2 separate regions of the Homo sapiens genome follow, and region 1 is linked to region 2. Evidence: read pairs that join two places in POLR2A ChIA-PET (ENCODE). Cell type or tissue: A673. All regions are shown on one strand. Each heading gives the region's core, and the rest is flanking DNA. Links, peaks and the distances in the headings are about the cores only. Region 1 has its middle 28 kb from the start of TINCR. Region 2 has its middle 3.8 kb from the start of PTPRS-AS1.

Region 1 (4,386 bases), core at 167-4,166, 360 kb after region 2:
TTATAGAGGTGAGCTACCACCCCCGGCCTAAATTTTTATTTTTATTTTTATTTTTGTAGAGGCAGAGTCTTGCTTTGTTGCCCAGGCTGGGTCTTGAACTCCTGGCCTCAGGCAATCCTCCTGCCTCGGCCTCCCAGAGTGCTGGGATCACAGGTGTGGGCCACAGCACCCAGCCTGCCCTAAGCTTTCTATGCATTCACTTGATTAATTAAATCCAGAGGCATGTTACAGGTTATGCATTCACAGATGAAGCCATTGCTGCCAGGAGGTTAACTGGCTCTCCGGATATGGAGGCAAGGAAGGGACCCAGGCTTACTGGATGGGGACGCAGAGGGTGAGAGGCTTCCCTCCTCCAGGGTGCAGGTAGGGACACTGAGGCAGAGACGAGGGTAGCAAGTTGCCCAATGCTGAGAGCCCTGGAGTTGGGCTCTCTCTCGCCCACCGAGGAAAGCTATTATAGAGGGGTCGTGGGCGGGTGGCGCGGGGCAGCCCGCCAACAACTGACACCAGGGGCTATTTCAGGAAGTGTCACTCAGTCAGTTGGGACAGGCTGAGGCCCAAGGAGGGAGGACAGGAAGAACAAAGCCCTGACCTGGGCCAGGACAGGGAGGTGGAGGCAGGAAGGCAGAGTGCATGAGACTGCAGCCATGTGACCTACGGCATGTCTGCTTTGCCGCTCCGGGCCTCAATTTCCCCATCTATAGAGATGAGGTCTTGCTATGTTGCCCAGGCTGTTCTCAAATTCATGGGCTGAAGCAATCCTCCTGCCTCAGCCTCTCAAGTAGCTGGGACCACACGCACACATCACCATACCAAGTTAATTTTTAATTTTTTGTGGGCACAGGGTCTCACAGCATAGCAAGACTCTATCTCTACAAAAGAAATGAAATGGGAGAAGGGGATTTAAAAAATTAAGTTACATTTTAAAACTGACCAGGAGCAATGGCTCATGTCTGTAATCCCAGCACTTTGCGAGGCTGAGGCAAGAGAATCACTTGAGGCCAGGAGTTCGAGACCAGCCTGGGCAACATAACAAGCAAAAGTTATTTATTTATATTTTTTATTTTTTCATTTTTTATTTTTTGAGATGGAGTCTCACACTCTTGCCCAGGCTGGAGTACAGCAGTATGACCTCGGCTCACTGCAACCTCTGCCTCCCAGTTTCAAGCGATTCTCCTGCCTCAGCCTCCCAAATAGCTGGGATTACAGGCACAAGCCACCGCATCCAGCTAATTTTTGTATTTTTGTAGAGACGGGGTTTCACCATGTTGGCCAGGCTGGTCTCAAACTCTTGACCTCAAGTGATTCGCCCACCTCAGCCTCCCAAAGTGCTGGGATTACAGGCACGAGCCACCACGCCCGGCCAAAATTTTTAATTTTTTAGATACAAAAAGTTTAAAAATTAACTGAGCATGGTCATCCCAGCTACTCAGGAGGCTGAGGTGGAAGGATCCCTTGAACCCAGGACTTCGAAGCTACAGTGAACTATGATTGTGCCACTGCACTCCAGCCTGGGCAACAGAGCGAGACCCTGTCTAAAAATAAATAAATAAATAAATAAAATACAGCAAGCCACGTGCTAAAAACAGTGCCAAGTGTCACGTGATGCTACTTTTCAGCTATTATGATTCACCGATCGCATCTGCCACGGGACATCAGGCCTCGGTGGGCTCACAGGGAAGGTGGCGGAAGAGCTGGCCTCATCCCAGGTCTGAGGGTCGACCCTGAACCACGAGAGAGAGGGAGAGAGAAAAAGGAGTCCCAAGGCTGGCACACAGCTGTCCTGAGCTGGCTTCCCCACTCCCGCTTCCCACCACCCTGCCTGGCCGGTGCCTGCATTTTCACCCTTAGGGCTGCCTCCATGGCACCTGCACCAGCCCCTGGGAGGAGATGCTGGAGCTGCCCAGAGCTGGGGGCCCGAGTGGAACACAAGCCCCCATCCTCCACTCTTCCCCAGTCACCCTGGCAGCGGGGAGGGGAGGGGAAGGGAGGGGAGGCCAAGGTTACAGAGCCCCTCCCCCTGCCTGGCTATAATTAGCCCCGAGATGAATTAAACATGAGGCTGGGCTTGTCTGCAGCAGCGGAGGCAGCAGCTTCGTCCCTGACACTATAATTGTTCCCGGGCAGCAGGCAGAGGACAGGGCTGATGTGTGAGGCTGGGGGAGGTGGGGACACACTCACTGGGCACGGCTGTGGGAACACAGCTGTGTGGGGCCTGTGGACGTCTTTGGCAGGTACACGCGTGTGCCCGCATGCACATGTGTGTGGTCCTCAGGACTCTCCAGGCACGAGGGGGAAGGGGTGGTCCTTGGGCCTGGAGAAGGCTCAAGGCTCAGGAACCCCGGGATGAAGGTAGCAGCCCCACAAGGGGCATGGAGGGGGCACTCTCCAGCCCCATCTCCAGCAGCCCTGCGGTGGGGGTGGGCGGCCACCATTAAAGCTGCCAACAGCCAGCACGGTGGTTCACGCCTGTAATCCCAGTACTTTGGGAGGCTGAGGAGGGAGGATCACTTGAGGCCAGGAGTTCAGGAACAGCCTGGGTAACATAGCAAGACCCCATTTCTACAAGAAGTTTAAACATTAACTGGGTGTGGTGGCACGCACCTGTAATCCCAGCTACTTAGGAGGCTAAGGCAGGAGGAACACTTGACCCTGAAAGGTGGAGGCTGCAGTGAGCCAAGATCATGCCACTGCCTGGGAGACAGAGTGAGACCCTGTCTAAAAAAAAAAAAAAACTGCCACCATCAGGATTCACACCTTCGTGGGAAGCCACCATTCCAACCTCCCGTCACGAAGTCCCAGACTCCCTCATCCACAGCGCTATCGGGCACTCGGGCACCGTAGCTGTGGTTCCAGCATTCCGGCCGCCACCAGCCACTGTCATGCTGATGGGAACCCATCAGTCCAGTCTGCAGTGAACATGCCTGTCTGGTTCTGTCTCTCCCAGGCTGGGAGCCCCCTCAGGGCTGGGTCTCTGGACCCCGCATGGCCCAGCTCAGGTGGGATTCCCATAATGGGGGAACACTTCTGGGGTCTTTGGAGTTTGGGGAGGTGGAGAGGCTGTGGATGAGGGAAGCATCCTTTAGGTCTAGAAACATCTGCAAATTGATGGACATCCTTGGGCCTCCTGGTCATCATCTTCCCACTCCAAAAACTATTATCCATCCATTTTATAAGGGAGGGAAACTGAGGCTGGGAGAGAGCCAGTGACCTGCCCAAGTGGCACAACGAGGAAGGCACAGAGCCTGGAGGTCTTAGTGGCTCCATTAAGACCATTAGCAGGGCCGGGTGCCGTGGCTCACGCCTGTAATCCCAGCACTTTGGGAGGCTGAGGTAGGTGGATCACAAGGTCAGGAGATTGAGACCATCCTGGCTAACACGGTGAAAACCCGTCTCTACTAAAAAATTTTTTTAAAAATTAGCCGGGCGTGGTGGCAGGTGCCTGTAGTCCCAGCTACTCAGGAGGCTGAGGCAGGAGAATGGCGTGAACCCAGGAGGCGGAGCTTGCAGTGAGCGGATATCGCACCACTGCACTCCAGCCTGGGGGACAGAGTGAGACTCCATCTTAAAAAAAAAAAAAAAAAAAAAAAAAAACACCATTATCAGGCTGGGTGCGGTGGATCACGCCTGTAATCCCAACACTTTGGGAGGCTGAGAAGGGAGGATCACTTGAGGCCAGGAGTTCAAGACCAGCCTGGGCAACATAGTGGGACCCTGTCTGTACAAAAAAATTAAAAAATTAGCTGAGCATGGGGGTGCATGGGTGTGGTCCCAGCTACTCGGGAGGCTGAGGCAGGAGGATCACTTGAGCCCACAAAGGTAGAGGCTGCAGTGAGCTATGATTGTACCACTGCACTCCAGCCCGGGCCAAAGACTGAGACCCTGCCTCAAAAAAAGAAAAAAGAAAAAAAAGACCACTATTAGTCACTCACACCTTCACGAATATGGCCAACTCCCTAGGAGAGAACCCTGGATTGGATTCCAGCTGGGTTCAAAACCCAGGCTGGAAGCATTATGAGGTCTTGGGCTTTTGGATGGGGTGAGAGAGAGAGGAGGGTGACCTCAGGCCTGCTCCTCTCCTCTCTGGGCCTCAGTCTTCCCATCCAGGAGATGGGACAATGGCGACTGGAGACAGTCTTGTTGGGGGCAGGGAAGACGGTGTCAGGATCTCATTCCGGGACGCCCGCCACCTGGCCCTGTACCAGTGAAATTCATTTCCCGGACCCTGGCCCAAGAAATGGTGAAATCTCTCCAGCAGCCTGCTGATAGCAACTTTAAGTCTTTCTGCAGAGAGGAAGGGAGGTGAGAGATGGGGAGAAGAGAGGGGAGTGAGAGGCAGGGGCCTCGGTCAGTCTCTCAGCTGTAAACACTCCCTCCCTCTACTAG
Region 2 (4,386 bases), core at 84-4,083:
GAAGGCTCAGCCCAAGCGAAGGTTAGGATGCCGAGCTTGTCAGAGGGGGTTTGAGGAGGAACCGGTGTCGGCCTGGGCCCGGCCCACCTGGAGCCCTCGGCGCAGTGAACATCAGCTGTGCTGGTCACGTTGCCTCCATCATTCTGTGCATCTGTGCAGCGTGGCCATGTGCCAGCCAAGAGGACCCAGAGTGTAGCAAGAACAATTAGCCCATGACGGATGGCGCCTCGGTCCACCTTACTTTTGGCAAGGCTAATTGTTGAAGTAAAGCTTCCACCGGGGTCACTCGCTACTGCACTGGGCGGTGTTTCCCAAACCCCGTCTCCAGGAAACTGACATGGACCTGGGAGTTGTGGGAGGGGGTCCCCTGAGCTGGTTTGCTCTCAGCACTGGGGTCTCTGCAGAGTCTCCCAGGAAACCACCTGGGCTTGGCTTGGGTGTTTGTTGCTGGGAAGGTTTATCATGTATAAGACCACAGACCTCAGTCCATCCCCTCCCTCCCTCCCTCCCTCCTTTCCTTCCTTCCTCCCTCCCTCCCTTCTTCCCTCCCTCCCTCCCTCCCTTCTTCCCTTCCTTCCTTCCTTCCTACCTCCCTCCCTCCTTTCCTTCCTTCCTTTCTTTCTTTTTTTTTTTTCTTCAGGGTGTTGCTCTGTTGCCCAGGCTGTAATGCAGTGGTTCCATCTCAGCTCACTGGAGCTTCAACCTCCTGGGTTCAAGCAATTTTCCACCTCAGCCTCCCGCGTAGCTGCAACCACAGGCATGCACTGTCACAAGCAGCTAGCTTTTTACATTTTTAGTTGAGATATGGTCTTGCTATGTGTTGCCCAGGCTGGTCTTGAACTCCTGGGCTCAAATGATCCACCCGCCTTCGTCTCCCAAAGTATTGGGATTACGATGTGAGCCACTGTGCCCAGCTTCCTGTCCTTAAAAAAAAAAAAAAAAGGCCAGGTGCGGTGGCTCACTCCTGTAATCCCAGCACTTTAGTAGGCCGAGGCAGGTGGATCACGAGGTCAGGAGATCGAGACCATCCTGGCTAACACGGTGAAACCCCGTGTCTACTAAAAATACAAAAAATTAGCAGGGCGAGGTGGTGCACGCCTGTAGTCCCAGCTACTCGTGAGGCTGAGGCAGAAGAATGGCATGAACCTGAGAGGCGGATTTTGCAGTGAGCCGAGATCATGCCACTGCACTCCAGACTGGGGGAGAGAGCGAGACTCTGTCTCAAAAAAAAAAAAAACTTTTAATTTTGAAATGATTATAGATTCATGGGCAGTTGCAAAGGTAGTACAGACAGGATACTGTACACGCTTCACTCAGCTTCCCCCGATGGTTACATTTTATTACATGATCAAAACCAGGAAATTGATATGGATACAATGTATTCAGTTCTTTTTTTTTTTTTTTCTTTTTTGCTCGTTCTGTCACCCAGGCTGGAGTGTAGTGGCGTGATCTCCACTCACTGCAACCTCTGCCTCCCTGGTTCAAGTGATTCTCCTGCCCCAGCCTCCCAAGTAGCTGGGATTACAGGTGGGCGCCACCATGCCTGGCTAATTTTTGTATTTTTAGTAAAGACGGGGTTTCACCATGTTGGCCAGGATGGTCTCAATCTCTTGACCTCCTGATCCACCCGCCTCAGCCTCCCAAAGTGCAATGTATCTATTTCTATGTAATTGTATCACATGTATATATATATTTTTAAGAGAGACAGGGTCTTGGGGCCGGGCGCGGTGGCTCACGCCTGTAATTCCAGCACTTTGGGAGGCTGAGGCGGGCAGATCACAAGGTCAGGAGATTGAGACCATCCTGGCTAACATGGTGAAACCCCGTCTCTACTAAAAATACAAAAAATTAGCCGGGTGTGGTGGCGGGCACCTGTAGTCCCAGCTACTCGGGAGGCTGAGGCAGGAGAATGGCATGAACCCAGGAGGCGGAGCTGGCAGTGAGCCGAGATCGCGCCACTGCAGTCCAGCCTGGGCGAAGGAGCAAGACTCCGTCTCAAAAAAAAAAAAAAAAAAAAAAAAAAGAAAGACAGGGTGTCACTGTGTCACCCAGGCTGTAGTGCAGTGGTGTGATCATAGCTCACTGTAGCATTCAACTCCTGGGGTCAAGCAATCCTCCCACCTCAGTATCCTGAGTAGCTGGGACTACAGGCATGCACCACCGTGCCTTGCTGATTTTTTTAATAGAGAGGGGGTTTTGCTATGTTGCGCAATCTGATCCCAAATTCCTGGCCTCAATTGATCCTCCTGCCTCAGCCTCCCAAAGTGCTAGCATTACAGGTGCATACCACCACACTAGGCTTATTTTAAAATTTGTCTGTAGAGATGGGGTTTTGCTATGTTGCCCAGTCTGATCCCAGATTCCTAGCCTCAAGTGATCCTCCTGCCTCAGCTTCCCAAAGTGCTAGGATTACAGGTGTGCACCACCACACTAGGCTAATTTTTAAATTTGTCTGTAGAGATGGGGTTTTGCTATGTTGCCCAGGCTGGCCTCCAACTACTGGCCCCAAGTAATCCTCCTGCCTCAGCCTCCCAAGGCACTGGGATTACAGGCGTGAGCCACCATGCTCGGCTATCACACATAAATTCTTGTAACTAACCACAGATGAGATACAGAACTATTCGGTCCCCACAAAGATCTCTCTAAAGCTACTCCCTGGGAGTGACCCCCACCCCATTCCTAACCCTAGGCAACCCCTAATCTCTTCTCCAGTCTACAACTTTATTATTTCAAGAATATTATAGGACGGGTGTGGTGGCTCACACCCATAATCCCAGCACTTTGGGAGGCTGAGGCGGGTGGATCACTTGAGCCCCGGAGTTCAAGACCAGCCTGGCCAACACGGTGAAACCGCCTCTGTACTAAAAATATAAAAATTAGCCAGGCTTGGTGGTGGGCGCTTGTAATCCCAGCTACTGGGGAGGCTGAGGCAGGAGAATCTCTTGAACCCAGGAGGCAGAGGTTGCAGTGAGTCAAGATCGTGCCACTGCACTCCAGCCTGGGTGACAGAGCAAAATTCCATCTCAAAAAAAAAAAGGAAAGAAAAGAAAAGAAAATTATATATATATGTGATTAATGGAATCCAAACCTATGTTGCATTTTGAAATTGCCTTTTTTTTTCTGTGAACATTAGGCCCTTAGGAGCAGCCAGGGGGTATGTGGGGGTATCAGCAGTTCCTTCCTTTTTAGCCCTGCGTCGTATTCCGTGGTGTGGATGGACCACAGTTTGTTCAACGATCCACCTGTTGAAGGGTACCTGGGTGGAGTCCAGGTTTTGTCTGTTGGGAATAAAGCTGCTATGAACATTTGTAGACAGGTTTTTGCATAGACATACGTTCCCATTTTTCTAGGATGAATGCCAGGAGTGCAATTACTGGACGATGTGGAAAGTGTTTCGGGTTTTAAGAGTTTTCCCAGAGTGGCTATACCATGTTACATCCCCACCAGCAAAGGATGAGGGATCCAGTTTCCCTGTACTTAGAACGTCTTTTATCCCCATTCAGGCTCATCCTGGAAGCCACACATCCCAGCGTTTGCAGAGGCTCCTGGGTTTCACGGAGAGGTCTGGGAAGGGGAGAAAAATGCGAGCTTGTGGTTCTATTCTAGGAAATCGCCACAGGCTTCACTCTGGAGTTGGAAATCTCGCCTGTGGAGCTCAGAGCCTTCATAAGCTTGTGGGATCCAAGATGCCTCACGACTGCCAGACAGAGAATCCACACAGATCGGGCGCCAGAATTTGAAGCAACAGTCAGGCTCCAGCAGGATTTTATCTTAAAAAACAAAATAGGCAATTGGCTGGGCGCAGTGGCTCACACCTGGAATCCCAGCACTTTGGGAGGTCGAGGCAGGAGGATTGCTTGAGCTTGGGAGTTCAAGACCAGCCTGAGTGACATGGCAAATCCATGTCTCTACAAAAAATACAGAAAAATGAGCCGGGTGTGGTGGCGAGTGCCTGTAATCCCAGCTACTTGGAAGGCTGAGGCAGGAGGATCGCTTGAACCCAGGTGGTGGAGGTTGCAGTGAACCAAGATTGCTCCACTGCACTCCAGCCTGGGCAACAGAGTGAGGACCTGTCTCAAAAACAAAACAAAACAAAACAAAAACAAAAACAATTGCTTTACTTTATCTTATTGTCACTTCCATTTCATTTACCATTGCAACTGTGTGCAAATGCTTAGAATGAACAAAGAAATTATGAAGTGCCAGGGGGAAATATTGCCATATTTTTCTTCCCCCAAATTGCACGCTAGAACAATCCCACACCCTTCCCTGCCACTTTGATTTTGCACCACCAATAGTCATGGGGGACACTTTTACAAGAAGAAAAAAATAAAAATAAAAATAAGAAGGCCAGGCGCAGTGGCTCATGCCTTTAATTCCAGCACT

What was found. ChIA-PET counts read pairs that join two places held together with the same protein. Peaks named below come from ENCODE experiments on the same cell type or tissue, not always from the same donor. Only the 100,000 strongest peaks of a DNase experiment are listed, where the experiment ranks them.
Region 1: POLR2A ChIA-PET joins it to region 2 with 6 read pairs; 2 of 35 experiments call an interaction of 5 or more read pairs at or near these places.

What each region holds. Positions count from the first base shown.
Region 1 is chr19:5,537,556-5,541,941 of GRCh38, forward strand. No RefSeq gene overlaps it. Among named protein-coding and RNA genes, the nearest start is that of TINCR, 28 kb to the right of the region's middle. RefSeq lists an enhancer at 1-256. In A673, for the core only: no CTCF peak of the experiment used is centred there; a DNase peak (open chromatin) is centred at 2,046.
Region 2 is chr19:5,179,319-5,183,704 of GRCh38, forward strand. No RefSeq gene overlaps it. Among named protein-coding and RNA genes, the nearest start is that of PTPRS-AS1, 3.8 kb to the left of the region's middle. In A673, for the core only: no CTCF peak of the experiment used is centred there; no DNase peak of the experiment used is centred there.